2 separate regions of the Homo sapiens genome follow, and region 2 is linked to region 1. Evidence: read pairs that join two places in POLR2A ChIA-PET (ENCODE). Cell type or tissue: CD4-positive, alpha-beta T cell. All regions are shown on one strand.

Region 1 (5,000 bases):
TGAACATTCTTTAAGCTACCTTGTTTTCTCTGAGCTTCTGCATTTCATGCTATATTTTAAAAAATAAAATGCTAGCAATGAAGACAGTTAAATTCATATAATTATATAAAAGATGTGATCAGACCCAATCTATAATATAGCAAGAAACAGGTTTTACCACTTCTACTAGGGTTTTGACAATTTTACTTAGAGTGAAAGGCATAATCTTTCCAATTAATGGTAGGTTTAAAAAAGCAAATGAGCAAGTAAAAGCAGTAATATACTCCTACATATATATCAAATGCTTTAGGTTCTTAGATAATAGACCTTCAAATGTTTCAAAACTACTCCATCCCCCTAGGTGTTTTTACTTTGACAATACATGTATAGTTCATTCAACAATTTCTAGTTCCCCTTACCACCTCTATTTACACTTGGCCTAACCTACACAAACAAGCTGCCAAAGTCACTCCTGAAAGGTAGTTCTCAAAATGATCAGAATACCACTGATGTGGCCCAACCCTATCTACCTTGATGTTCAAATCACTATACTTCTGTAAGCACTACCTAAAGAGGCATCATCTAGTTTGATAGCCATGTCATAGTACTGACTCCCAATGAGCTTTCTAAAATCACTAAAAACTTTCTGACAACTACTATTAAAACACACAGCCTCTCCCACCTCAAATGTATACATTCATAAATATACAGTAAACATATAGGAGCTTACATTTATCTTCTGAAGTATTTATCTTGCTAGATTCAGCATAGTATTGGATCTGTCAAGTTCTTTTTGGATCCTGACACTATATTAACTCTCCTAATTTCAAGTCTTCAGAAAATTTCAAAGAATCCTATCATTATCCAAGTATACAATGAAAATATTCAAATAATACATTTAAAATAATAGTAGTAGTACATCAAACTTAAAAATACAATAACATGACATTCAAATAATGCTCAGGGTTTTGATACTCATACTATAAGAGATTTAAAGACAAATCATCCATCCTCCTGCCTCAGAAGCCTAACAGTGTATGTAGGTTAGAAATATTCTTTCGATTTCCAGTTACTAATCACAAAAATCACTCCAAGATAGAATATTTATCATCTTCAAAACTGAACCAAACTGATAAAATGGCAAATCTTAGAAGGAGAATTGTGATTCATATTAGGTTTTTTCTTTTTTAATCTGGCAAGTGAATGTGGTTACCTGTAAGTGTGGAAAATAAGAAGCTGAAATAGTCTACATCACTCATCAACCAGTCTTTAGCTGAATACTTCCACCCAGAAAATGATGATCTATAAAAAACAAAGGGAGAACTATTACCAGAAGTGACCAACTTGACAGACTTGTCAAAGGTAGCACAGTATATAACCATTGTTCTTTACTGAAAACAAGTTTGATTTAGTAGCTTAAAATAAAACCCATAGTATGCCTTGTATTAATTTCATATCCAAGGGCTCAAGTACCCTAGTATGAAAGTTTGAAATTCAAACATATTAATACAAACTTTCATTAAAAAGCATACTTGATCAACATATATAGTACAACAGAAAATTTCCATCCCATCTGAAAATCAGACTCTAAGGAGCCAAGATGAAGTTTTGCTTTTCAGTAGTAGGTTCAGCTGCTATGTATTTACTATTTGATTTTTATAGTCTTACCCTCAGCAAATGAGTTATGTTTAAACAAGCTTCAGCTTCCTACATAACTAAGCAAAAGTATCTTAATTAGGCAAAGAAAACTTATCTTTAAAGCCACTATAAGGCAACTATGTGTTCTTATTCTTAGTAAAGTTGTAACTAGGTCTATTTCACAATAGTGCAGCTAAGGTATTGGCAGAGGACTCAAAAGGAATAGCTAAATGTAAAGCAGCTTCCCATTAAATGAGGATTATTTGGTTCCTCCTATGAGATCAGTTTCTAGTGTCTCCTTTAAAAATTCCCTTCAAGGTAAGGCTAGGAAGAAAACAGATGTCAGTCATGGGTATTGCAAAAAGGCTGAGAATAATCAGACAAACTTATACTAAAAATTTTTATCACAGACAACTGAATAAATATCAAACAAAATTAGGAACTTCTAATTCACCTATAAGTACTTAGTAATTTTTTTACTGTTATAATAATTGCATTTATATTTATTTATATATATATTTTTTGGGGGGATGGAGTTTCTCTTGTTGCCCAGGCTGGAGTGCAATGGCATGATCTCAGCTCACTGCAACCTCCACCTCCTGGGTTCAAACGACTCTCCTGCTTCAGCCTCCTGAGTAGCTGGGATTATAGACGTGCACCAACACACCCAGCTAATTTTTGTATTTTTAGTAGAGATGGGGTTTCACCATGTTGACCAGGCTGGTCTCAAACCCTTGACCTCAGGTGATCCACCTGCCTCGGTCTCCCAGAGTTCTGGGATTACAGTTGTGAGCCACTGCACCCAGCCTTATTAATATTCTTAAGGAGGGGACAGGCATAAAATAATGAAAACACTCTTCTTGAGTGTCATTCCCAGGTGATAAGCAAAGGTCTATGGGGACAATAGCACATGCTAAGGGGGTTATAAAAAGCACAGATGCTCAACACAAAGAAGTACAAAATAGTGGTTGAAAAACAAACTATTATCTTCTTGACCTCAATGAAAACAGGAAGCAATTGTGCCATCCAGTGGCCAAAAGGGGCAGCAAATTTATTTAACAGCCTATTTAAAATTCTGACCCTGTGAAAAGTGATAAATGACAAGCAATATATCATACTGTCTTTAAAACTATGAAAACCATATATACTTTCCAAGCCTGAACACTTCTGTGAGTAAAAGGGGGTGGCTGGCGCTGATTATGCTGGGCCAAAAGGAGTAAAATGGAACTGTTCCTGGCAGACCAGGTCATATGTTCACCCTATTTAAAACCCAAGCCAAACTTCTTGGTGCAAGCCAATTTCTCCTTCCTCAGAGATTTTACCTAACACCACGGAGCATCTTTCCGTATTTATGCTTTCTGTTTCCCCAATCTGGCTATAAATAAACTGGGGTAGAGGGGTAAGAACTGAGAAAAGGCCACTGGATATTATTATGAAACACCACAAGTAGAATGGTATGAGGAAAACATCAGATTGTAAAAAAACTATAACTGGTTGGTAAAAAGGTAGAGAGAGCAATTCTAAACACATTTTTTAAAAGCTGAGAGAAAATAAACATGAATGATTTCTAGCTGATGGGTTTTTAACACATGGAATCCTTGCTTAGGTGGTACATGTCCTGCCATTAGACAAATGCTTTAATAGAGACAGCAAGGTATCAGAACTACAAAAATTGAGCTAAACTTGATCTCACAGACCAATTAGTGTGACAAGATAAAAATCAGAAATGAGTAAAGGAGTATTGCAGAAAAATCAATCTGGCAACAGTATACAGGATGCATAGGACTGAGAAGCAACATTGTAAGAGTATAAGTGGGAAATAATTTAAAAGTTGACTATTTTATAGTCATGGTCAAGAAGAGGAGCTATTTTGAATAAAAAACTAAAGATATGAAGTAACCCAACATATGTCTGAATGAACTAACCGTCAGTCTTTTTTTTTAAAGATGGAGTCTCCTTCTGTCACCCAGGGTAGAGTGCAGCGGCATGATCTCAGCTCACTACAACCTCCGCCTCCTGGGTTCAAGCAATTCTCCTGCCTCAGCCTCCTGAGTAGCTGGGGTTACATGCATGAGCCGCCATGCCCAGCTAATTTTTGTATTTTTAATAGAGATGGGGTTTCACCACGTTGGCCAGGCTGGTCTCAAACTCCTGACCTCAAGTGATCTGCCTGCCTCAGCCTCTCATAGTGCTGGGATTTACAGGTATGAGCCACTGCGCCTGGCTAGTCTTATTATGACCCTATGAAAAGTGATAAAATGATGGTGCTATGGGCTCAAGAAGGCTGAAAAGTCCTAATTTTGTATTCTTTTTAAAAAGGGACTACTTTAGATGGGAATAATATACCTACATAGAGAGAAGTCTACTAATGGACTCTGTACAAATACTAAAAAGCAAAATTTAATTTGGTAGACTTTTAACTACAATGACAATCATTTAAATATGAGTCTGTATTATCAGTATTTGTAAAATTAATATATTTTCCCAATTCTCGCCACTCATCGCCACAAAAAGATAAAAGCAAAAAAACCCCAAGATTTTAAAATAATCCTTGACAAAAGTTATTAAACATAAGTGAACAGATGTTGATGAAGACATTAAATGCATCTTCCAAGGAGAATCAATTTCAAGAAACATTCAAGGGGTGATTTAACGGAACTGAATGTAAGTTATATCTAAGGAACAGAGTGCCCTCTACTGGAAGTCAAATAAAAAACAAGCTCTTAAGTTACGGAAAATTTTTTTTAAAAATTTAACTTTTAAAAGGCCTAGCATTTTGCTTACACAAAACAAAGTGCAGTTTTTTAATATCTAAAAAGAAAAAACATGGGAAACTAATCAATATTTAAAATTCTTAAAAAATATGTCCAGGCCCCTCTAATGTGCATATACAAGGAAGAAATAAACCTAAAATTTTTAAATACAAACAATATTTTATTTATATGTTTTTCTCTGTTTTGGTAAAAGGCAAGTTTATTGTCAGTTATGAAGCACACTTCCAGTGACCAGAGTCAAATATCTGTCCTATACTGGTATGAAGAAAGTCTATTAAAAGTAAGCTACTCTTACCTACCTGAGATAGGGGATCTATACAAGAAAAGTTTTCAACTACAGCCTAGATTTCTATTTCTGCCTAAAACCACATCAGACCCTACCCACAACCAGTAATACTGCTGAATACTAAAATACTATGACTGAAGATATATACATGAGGATACTTCCAACATGAGCAACATAAAACCTTTCAGAGTTTCAGAGTAAAATGGCACAGCCGCTATGGAAAATGGCATGTAGTGCTAGCTACTTTGGAGTCCAAGGAGGGAGGATCTCCTGAGCCCAAGAGTTCAAAGCTGCAGTGAGCTATGATCATGCCACTTGCACTC
Region 2 (5,000 bases), 230 kb before region 1:
GTAGTCTAATTATTTATATATATATCTTCTCTCCTCATCTGAATTACTAATTTCTTGAAGGCATGATATGCATCTCAATGATCTTTTTCTCCTCCATAGTAGATTGCAAATAGACTTTCAAATGATAGGCAGAAAAGAAAAATAATAACAAAGATACAGATTAAGTTTCTGCAGCCTGGGCCATAGATGAGTTCCTCTCTATGGAATCAAAGTTAGGCTAAAAATCAATAAATGTTGCAAAAACTCAAACTGTTTTTAATCTTCTTGGTTAGAAGAAATAGAGTACAGCAAGAGTCAATATCAGATAAGCTGTGACAAAAGCATGCTAAGCATGCCCCATACACATGTGCAACATGCTGACAAGCTAGCAGATTTTTAAAGGAACTACCCAATCAAATAATAAGTCTATAATCAGTAGGAGCTAAAGGAATACCCTTTTGTAGTCTATCTTGAAAATAAGATAGACTACACAAAGAATCATTGAATCATCAAATCCATGTGCTTACGTTATAGACAAGAAAAACAAGTAATTTAACCAAGGTTATGATGGTTAAGTAAATGGAAGAGTCGGAACTTACATAGATGCCATGACATCTACTTTTGCATTACACTGCCTTTTGAATGGAGACTAATGAAGAGGCAAAAGAATAATACCTTCCACTGTTCATAAACTCTATCTTGTGAGTACATTCATTCTGAATTACTGGAAGAAGAGTAAGCCATTTTTTGAAAAGAAGACACATAACAAGAACCCATAATACAAACATGCACACAAGAAAACAAATTATCAATAAATATGAAAAAAATTCAACTTTGGTTGTAATCAAAGAAATGTAAATTTAAATTGTGATACCATTTTTGGTCTAGTAAATTGGCACAGATTACAAAAACACTCACTACTGATGAGAGTGTGAGGAAGTGGGCATAGTCACACACTGTTAGGAATACACATTGGTACAAATTTTCAGTAGGGCAATTTAGTACAACATATCAGAAATTCTAAATATAAGACACACCATATAACCCAAAAAATATAATTCTAGAAAAGTAACCTGAGAATGTATCTGAACATTTGCAGAGAACATCATTGTATGCATACCTTTTGTACATTTTTTATAACTGTGAAAAACTTGAAATAACCAGTAACCAAAATGTCTTAACAAATAATGAAGTAAGCTACAGTGCATTTAAAGGTTGAGCTTCTATAATGCTATTAAAAATCACAGTATACAGTTTAGAAAAAGTTTTCAATAACTGTAAGCAATTAAACATCTCCAAGGGTTTTTACAAATTTTAACCTATCAGACATATGACTGAATTCACATATGGCTGTATATTCCAGTGCTTCTCAACCCTGTGAGCATCATCACAGAATCAACTAAGGATATAAAGGGTTAAGAACTCTGTGTGGGCTGGGCACAGTGGCTCAGGCCTATAATACCAGAACTTTGGGAGGCCAAAGCGGGTGGATCGCTTGAGCCCAGGAGTTCGAGACCAGCCTGGGCAACATGGCAAAAGCCTATCTCTACTAAAAATACAAAAATTAGCTGGGTGTGGTGGCTTGTGCCTGTAGTCCCAGCTACTTGGGAGGCTAAGGTGGGAGCATCACGTGACCTGGGAGGTTGAGGCTACAGTGAGCCAAGATCAGGCCACTGCACTCCAGCCTGGGCTACACAGCAAGACCCTGTCTGTGGGGGGGGAAAAAAAAAGAACTGTGTGTGTCTGTGTCTATATAGTCTAGAAATAGAAGACCAACAATTCTACAGAAAACCAGGCTAGACAGGAAGACAGTTCACACAAAAAGAAATGCAAATGACTTTTACACCTAAGAAGCTTGATCACACTCATATTAAAGACAGGCAAATTAAAATACATTGAGATACCATTTCTCACCCATCAGACTGACAAATACCCAATAATTTGACATTATACCTTTTTAATCAAGGCTACAGGGAAACTATTACATTGTTGGTGAGGTCATAAAATGGCACAACCCCTATACGGAGAGTAATTTCAAATATACAGCAATACCTACAAAGCTACATATACATTTACCTTTTGCCCTAGCAACTGCAAGTACAGAAATCTATCTCAAAGATACACTATCAAAATTACGTAAGCACAAGCTATTGTTTGCAGAGCTATCTGTAACAGCAAAAGAATGGTAACAACAGTGAACTGGTATCTATCCAGTGAAGCATAAGCAGTTAAAAAGAAATAGGCAAAATTTCTATCCGCATCTCTAGAATAAAATTTTAAGTTAAAAAAAAGGTGGGGGAAAAGTGTGACTAATAAGCTACAATTTAATCCAAGTGGAGGGAGAAACAAATATATGCCAAAATAAATACAAATAGCTTGTACCTTTAAAAAAAAAAAAGGAAGAAAGGGACATAAAATTGAAAAAGTTTTTAAAAAAGTATTCCAGGCCGGGCGTGGTGGCTCATGCCTGTAATCCCAGCACTTTGGGAGGCCAAGGCGGGCAGATCACCTCAGGTCAGGAGTTTGAGACCAGCCTGGCCAACATGGTGAAACCCCATCTCTACTAAAAATATAAAAATTAGCCAGGCACAGTGGCAAGCGCCTGTAATCCCAGCTAATGGGGAGGCTGAGGCAGGAGAATCACTTGAACCCAGGAGACAGAGGTTGCAATGAGTCAAGATGGTGCCACTGCACTGCAGCCTGGGCAACACAGTGAGACTCCAACTCAAAAAAAAAATTAAAAAAAAATTTTCCTAGGTCTGCCACAGTGGCTCATTCCTATAATCCTAACACTTTGGAAGGCAGGCAGATCAGTTGAGCCAGGAGTTCAAGACCAGCCTGGGTAATATAGTGAGACCCTTGTCTCTACAAAAATTAAAAAAAATTAGCCAGGTGTGGTAGCACACACCTGTAGTCCCAGAGTCCCAGCTATTCAGGAGGCTGAGGTGAAAGGATTGCTTCAGCCTCAGAGGTTGAGGCTGCAGTGAGCTGTGATCACTCCTCTGCACTCTAGCCTGGGTGACAGAGCTAGACTCTGCCTCAAGAAAAAAAAAAAAAAAAAGTGCTATTTTATTAAGAGGGAGATAAGACAGTAAAAGAGACAAACAAATTAGACTTATCCAAATATAGTTAGCTTTACAGATTTAGTTTTGGAAGAGATTTTATATAATTATAAAATAAAAGGTAAATTTTTAAAAACTAAAAATTGAAAGATAAATGAAACAAATGAACCTAACAATATATATGCAGCTGGTGGTTAGGACCACATAAATTGAATTACAAATGTACAGGAAACACAAGGAACAGAGAAACATAAAACCCCACAAGGATGCAATCAGCAATATCCAGAATGTGGCAAATGCTACAGGACAGAGGATCAGTTTCCTAAACAAATTATAAGGAAAATGATGAGATGGAGAGAGAACCTAGGGATTTAAAAAGTTTTATAAGTGACATATGAACCAATTGGAATAGATGGACTTTATATAGCCCTTGCTTTGAACAATGCTGTTTATTTTTTTTTAAAAAAAGGGAAACAATCAGGAAAACCCAAACACTGACCAGATATTTGATGATATGAAGGAATTTCTGTCAATTTTTCCAGATGTGATAATGGTATTGTGGTTTTGTTTAATTCTTACCTTTTAGAGGGACATACTTTAGTATGTCACCTGGGAAATTTTTTTTTAAAACTAATTTCTGGGGCTCACAGATATAACTGACCTGGTATTGGGCCCCGATATCATTTTATTAAAACTGCCACAGATGATTCTAATGAGCAGCCAGGCTTTGTAAACTATTGATCTAGGGTAAGTTAAATCAACAAAATAAATAAAACCTCACCTAGGTATTAATCAAACTGCATGCCTCCAAAAGTACTCTTCCTGAAGACTGGAATCTACATATATTATTAACATTAAAGGATAAAACTGACATCTCTGAATTCTACTGTGCTTATTTTTAAGGTACTTGTAACGATTAAATAAATGTTTACTTAGCTCTCAAATTTACATAGCTACCTAAACTAAGCAAACTTTTCTTGACTACCTATACATATTGAACAAACCGAGAACAACAATGGCAAAACCCTTAAGTGTTCACATGCGGGACAATTACGACTAGTAACAATTATGATCTATAAACATACTTATCAAGAGATTAATGAGAACACATCTTCAATAAAACAAATGGACTGCAGTGCTACAAATCTGAACTACAGAAGAGGTTACCTAGGGTGCATGAGACAACTTCTTTCCAATTTAGTCTTATTTCTCTTATCTCGCCTTTTCAAAACTTGTACACAACCAGTGCAGGAAAAACAGGCAAGATTTCTATCCCCCTTACTGATCATTTTCCCAGCGGAAAACCCTGAATAAACCCACCTTAGATAGGAAGATAAGCAGAAAAGGGCTAATTAAATCTATCTATCTAAATATATGTAAATAAAAATCTATATAGACGCAAATAAATATATATATAAAAGATATATATACATATAAAAGCTCAGGAAAAAAAGTTATCACATTGAGCTTTTGTGTTTAGTTACCCATCCAGAAAGGCTTTGTGGCAGAGTGATATATTCCAAAATGCTTTGAGATCAGGGAAAAGATAGCTACTTGCCTCCAGAAGTTTGGGATTATGTTTCAACTGTTATCTTATATGAACACCACTAAATTTGAACAGGTCTAGTTCTTTAGGGTTGAGGTACAAAGTGCCTGAAGAAAATTATCATAGTAAGAGAATATACAGCTTTTTAGAGGAGGCCATTTAAGGAAAAAATGATGACCTCAGCTAAATGGGAACTTGGCTTTTCTTTATCTGTATGTAAGAAGGAATAAACTTGAGGTCTGAGAGAGAAAGTTGGAAGAGTAGGAAAAAAGTACACGGGGGAACAAAGAGGACAAATTATTAGACAGCGAGAATACTGAGTAAGTAGGTTCCATCAGTAGGAGAGAATTACCAGTTAAGTAAGCAACTCAAAGTTGCGATTAGACAGGATAGATGTTTTATAAATATTTGCT

The links. Peaks named below come from ENCODE experiments on the same cell type or tissue, not always from the same donor. Only the 100,000 strongest peaks of a DNase experiment are listed, where the experiment ranks them.
Region 2: POLR2A ChIA-PET joins it to region 1 with 5 read pairs; 2 of 35 experiments call an interaction of 5 or more read pairs at or near these places.

What each region holds. Positions count from the first base shown.
Region 1 is chr9:100,320,491-100,325,490 of GRCh38, forward strand. It overlaps TEX10 (testis expressed 10), which reads right to left. Exons shown (of 15, transcript NM_017746.4): 10 at 1,193-1,281. Among named protein-coding and RNA genes, the nearest start is that of TEX10, 30 kb to the right of the region's middle. In CD4-positive, alpha-beta T cell, CTCF peaks have their summits at 2,688 (motif pointing left), 4,302 (motif pointing left) and 4,502; DNase peaks (open chromatin) are centred at 2,641 and 4,291.
Region 2 is chr9:100,091,952-100,096,951 of GRCh38, forward strand. The region is part of intron 1 of ERP44 (endoplasmic reticulum protein 44); the gene reads right to left. Among named protein-coding and RNA genes, the nearest start is that of ERP44, 4.5 kb to the right of the region's middle. In CD4-positive, alpha-beta T cell, no CTCF peak of the experiment used is centred here; no DNase peak of the experiment used is centred here.